2 separate regions of the Homo sapiens genome follow, and region 1 is linked to region 2. The links are chromatin loops, found by intact Hi-C in ENCODE. Cell type or tissue: endothelial cell of umbilical vein. All regions are shown on one strand.

Region 1 (2,500 bases), 98 kb before region 2:
TCATGGAGGTAGAGAGTAGAATCATGGCTATGAGAGGCAGGGAGGGGAAGAGTAGAGGGCAGGATGAAGAGAAGCTGGTTAAGGAGTACAAAAATACAGTTAAAAGGAATAAGTTCTGGTGTTAGTAGTACAGTAGAGAAATTACAGTTAACAATAATGTAGTTCATATCTTAAAACAGCTAGAAGAGTAGAATTGTAATATTCCCAACACAAAGAAAAGATAAATTCTTAGGCTGGCCAGGCTTCAGTCACAACACGGTGGGGCTCCCTGGCTGCGCCCGGCCCGGCAGCTACGGGCCCAGCGCCTGTTGGCGGCGCTGAGGGGTCGCCGAGAGGGGCCCGGCGGCGTCTGCGGGGGCCGCTCCCTCCGTGGGCCGCGGGCGAGGCAGGAGCGCGGGCTCCCCCTGCCTCCGGAGCGCCGGCGGGGGACGGCGGGGCAGGAGATGTGCCTGTCCTTAGCGGCCCAGGAAGCAGCATGCACCCCGATGCGACCGACAGTGGCGGCGCCGGCCTCAGCCCCGCGCGGGCCGCAGGCGCCGGCGGCCGTCCTGTCTCGGGCTTCAGGGGCGAGCGGCGGCCAGAGTCCCCGGGGGACGCCGAGGCAGCAGCGGCGGCGCCGGGGGCCCCGGGCGGCCGGAGCTGGTGGAAGCCCGTGGCGGTGGCCGCACTTGCCACCGTGGCCCTCTCCTTCCTGGGGCCCGGCAGCGGGGAGGCGGCGGGGGCCGCGGGGCTGAGCTCCGTCCTGCTCAGGCTCAGCCTGTACCTGAGCTGCGCTGCGGCCACCTTCCTGCTGGGGACCCTGTTCGCCCTCGTCTGCCGGAGCCCGCGCGCCCCGCCGCCCGACTTTGCCGCCGCCTGGAGCCGGCTGGCCGCGACCTCAGCCGCCCGCCGCCCTCCTGGGAGTCCTGTGTATGGAAACTCACATGAGTCAGCTCAGTTTAGAAGGGTAGTAATTTCTCATAATATGGATAAAGTTCTGAAAGAAGTGTTCGACTACAGTTACAGAGATTGCATTCTGTCCTGGTATGGAAACCTCAGCAGAGATGAGGGACAACTTTACCATGTGCTCTTGGAAGACTTTTGGGAAATTGCCAGACAGCTGCACCACAGACTGAGTCACGTGGATGTGGTTAAAGTTGTCTGCAATGATGTTGTGAGGACTTTACTCACTCATTTCTGTGACCTGAAAGGTGCTAATGCCAGACATGAACAGCCAAGACCTTTTGTGTTGCACGTATGCTTGAGGAACTCAGATGATGAAGTAAGATTTCTACAAACGTGTTCTCGGGTTCTGGTGTTTTGTCTCCTCCCCTCAAAGGATGTGCAGTCTCTCAGTTTACCTATAATGCTTGCAGAAATTCTCACAACAAAAGTCCTGAAGCCGGTAGTGGAGTTACTGAGTAATCCAGATTACATTAACCAAATGCTGCTTGCCCAGCTGGAGTACAGAGAGCAGATGAATGAACATCACAAGAGAGCCTACACCTATAGCCCCTCTTATGAGGACTTCATCAAGCTCATTAACAGCAACTCTGATGTGGAGTTCTTGAAGCAACTAAGGTCTGTTGAAGGAACGGTAGAGAAGAGTGGTAGAAGATGTGTGCTGGTCGTTTTCAACAACTGACTTTTGGGCAAGGTATCAAATTGTAGTGGAAATAATCCAAGCGACTACAATTAGCAGCTTTCCCCAACTGAAGAGGCACAAAGGTAAAGAAACTGCGGCAATGAGGGCTAGGAACATGAAGAGGTACATCAACCAACTGACTGTGGCAAAGAAGCAGTGTGAGAAGAGAATCCGAATCCTGGGAGGCCCTGCCTATGACCAGCAAGAGGTTGGGGCCGTGGATGAGGGGGAAGGGCCTCAAAGCCAGAAGGTAGAACTTTATAGTTTCTTGTTCTGACCCTACCAAGTTTATTATAAATGCTGATAGAACTACATATAAAGACTTTCAACTTAAAAAAAAAAAGAAAAATTTTTGAGGTGATAGATATCCGCTTACCCTGACTTGATAATTATAGATCGTATACATGTATCAAAATATCACATTGTGCATCTACTGATTTGGCAAATAAGCTAATAAAGAAATTTAAAAAGAAACAAAATATCACATATAGTCCCAAAATATGTATAACTATGAAATATCAATTAAAAATATTAAAACTAAATTGAGATATACATTGAAAAGGAGGAATGAAGTTACTATAATTATTAGGATGTGTGTTCTTACACCTAGACAACTCCAGAGAATCAGTTGAAAGTGTATTTCTTTAAAAATTATGGGGGGAGGGTGGAACAAAAAGGCAGAACATAGAGGAATTTGAGGACAATAAAACTATTTTATGTGATAATTGTGATGGTTAATAGTGTCAACTTGACTGGATTAAAGGATGCAAAGTATTGATCTTGGCTGTGTCTGTGAGGGTATTGCCAAAGGAGGTTAACATTTGAGTCAGTGGGCTGTGAAAGATAGACCCACTCTTAATCTGGGTGGGCGCAATC
Region 2 (2,500 bases):
ACCTCCCTTTTTGTTAGAGACAATATCTCTGTTGTCCAGGCTGGAGTACAGTGGTGCTCTGCTCGCTGTAGCCTCCAACTCCTGGGCTCAAGTGATCCTCTCGCCTTGGCCTCCCAGAGCGCTGGAATTATAAGCATGGCTCATCGCACCCGGCCCAGAATATTTTTTATTCTCATTTTTGTAAATAAGTTTCTTCCCTGGTCTTTCCACCGGAGCCTGTGAATCGCAGCCTCGTGGCACCACCACAGTTGGCTTCTCAAGTCGGGAGGCTGACTCCTTGAACCGGGCGCCTCACTTCACGATTGCTTTCAGCTCAAAGGAGCATTTTACAACAGGAACCATTATCCCTGGTAGCTTGACGTCCAGCCCTGACACGATTTTCTGATTGACTAAAATTAGGGTAATGAGTTATGAGGGCAGAGAATGGAGCTGCGATCCCTGTAGGCGGGGGCAGTACCGCCTCTTATTTCCTCTGCCCAGGTGGTTAAGTTGGTAGATTGGGGTGTAGGTGTCTCTGGAGTTGGGCAGCAATGGGTGGGGTAGTAGAAGGACACCTGGTCTGTGTCCGGGGCTGGGTTCGAATCCCCACTCTGCCTGTGAGCTGAGAGCCCATGGGCACATCACCTGAGCTTTCTGCGTTTATCTGTAAAATGGGCAAGAGGCAATCAGTCATTTATATGAAAGCGGCCTGCAGTGCCTGGCACCGAGGCGGGCACGGATGGGCATTTGGTAAGGCAGGGAGGAGGAGCGCGGCGCCTGGAGGCTCCCGGGGCAGGGGAGAAGGGCATCGAGAACGGGGGCGGCGTGCGGGGTGGGAAGAGGAGAGAGTTCACGGCTTGCTCCTTCCCCTGCCCCCAGCCGCCTCAGCCCAGGCCTGAGTCTCTCCCCGTCTGGGCCTCTGCTTCCTGCAGGCACAGCCAGGGCCAAGACGCGCCCCTGGGCCTCCCTCCCCTTCGACGTCTCCACCCGGTATGGAACATTAATCATTAACCGTCCTGTGGCCAGGCCCAGCGGGGCGCCCGCTTCAGCTCTCCCGGTGCCACCTAGCTGAGTCACCGCGGTCTGGGCAGCTCCCCGCAGCCAGGACCTCCCTCCGGGCCGAGGGTCGCGGGGTTCGAGCCGCGGCGAGGTCTTGGGCTTCCCAGGGGCCGCTCCTCGGTGCGCCGCCGCCCACAATCAGCAGGGGGCGCCCGTCCCGACCGCGGGAAGCCGGCGGGGCCACCGAGCGGCGGGCTGGCCTGGCGGGGCGGTGTCAGGGCGGCAAGGCGGCGCCTCCCCAAAGCCGTAAACCTTCCCGCCCGGCTGACTACGCCGGCCCAGCCACGCACGCGCACCCCGCATGCCCCGTGGCCTGTGAGGTTATTCAAGAAGCCAAGGTCGGGAGTGGGGAAGGTCAGCCTCTAGCCCGGCACTGTCTGGAAAAGATCGAACCAATTAATTGACTGTAAGAAGCATGTAACCAATACAATGGAAGGCATTGCTACCCTTCCTCCACCAGGTTCAGGACCTCATGCCCAAGGAACGGCGCGCAGGAATTGGTAGTAGGTTGTGGAGGGTCAGGGGCTCTCCCAGCATCCTGAGGCTGTCTCCTGTGAAGGCCACTCCAGAGGTTAAAGCTTTCCCGGGTGCCAGGAGAGCTCTCCTAATTCAGCCGTAGGGATCACCAGTAAAGATGCTCAAAAATCCCAGCATCTCCCACTTGCAACCCACAGGGGATTCTATTCTACTCTCTCTAATTCCCCATGGCCACATAGTTGAGGTCACTTAACAATTTTTTTTAAAGACGGAGTTTCGCTCTTGTTGCCCAGGCTGGAGTGCAACGGCGCTATCTCGGCTCACCGCAGCCTCCGCCTCCCGGGTTCCAGCGATTCTCCTGCCTCAGCCTCCCCAGTGGCTGGGATTACAGGCATGCACCACCACGCCTGGCTAATTTCGTATTTTTTGTATAGATGGGGTTTCTCCATGTTGGTCAGGCTGGTCTTGAACTCCCGACCTCAGGTGATCCGCCCTCCTCAGCCTCCCAAAATGCTGGGATTACAGGCATGAGCCACCGTGACCGGCCGGTCACTTAACATTTAACCTAACACCCACCTGCCAGCAGGTCAAAGGTTATTGCCTATGACTGGCCAGGTTTCACTTCGGCTGCCGTGGTGCTCCTGATGTGACTGCACTGGGCAGACGGACCTGAAGTACTGTCCCTGTATTAAGTGGAGTGGCCCCGGGAATGAAGCCATAACAGCAGCCAGAGACAGCAGCCCAGATTGGCTGTCTTGACAGCCCAGAGCCAGTGTGGTCAAATCTGCCCCCATGATGCCTGTGTCCTTGCTATTCCCGCCCCAGTCATCCCCCTCTGAACCCCAAGGAGTAGCTGTGAGGGTGCAGGTGGGTGAAAGAGACAGGCAGTGGACATTAGTGCAAGAACTAGGGTCATGGGTTCTGAGTCCAGCTGGTCACTGCATACCTACGTGATGACACATAATTTCTCTGAGTCTCAGTTTCC

Evidence for each region. Peaks named below come from ENCODE experiments on the same cell type or tissue, not always from the same donor. Only the 100,000 strongest peaks of a DNase experiment are listed, where the experiment ranks them.
Region 1: a loop joins it to region 2, with 3 times the contacts of the local background. A loop is called at or near these places in 6 of 110 quality-filtered maps.

The regions. Positions count from the first base shown.
Region 1 is chr1:211,416,061-211,418,560 of GRCh38, forward strand. The region is part of intron 4 of LINC00467 (long intergenic non-protein coding RNA 467); the gene reads left to right. It also overlaps the pseudogene SNX25P1. Among named protein-coding and RNA genes, the nearest start is that of LINC00467, 35 kb to the left of the region's middle. In endothelial cell of umbilical vein, no CTCF peak of the experiment used is centred here; no DNase peak of the experiment used is centred here; H3K4me3 peaks cover 529 bases.
Region 2 is chr1:211,514,416-211,516,915 of GRCh38, forward strand. No RefSeq gene overlaps it. Among named protein-coding and RNA genes, the nearest start is that of RD3, 24 kb to the left of the region's middle. RefSeq lists a silencer at 913-1,272. In endothelial cell of umbilical vein, a CTCF peak has its summit at 1,169 (motif pointing right); a DNase peak (open chromatin) is centred at 1,126; H3K4me3 peaks cover 280 bases; H3K27ac peaks cover 348 bases.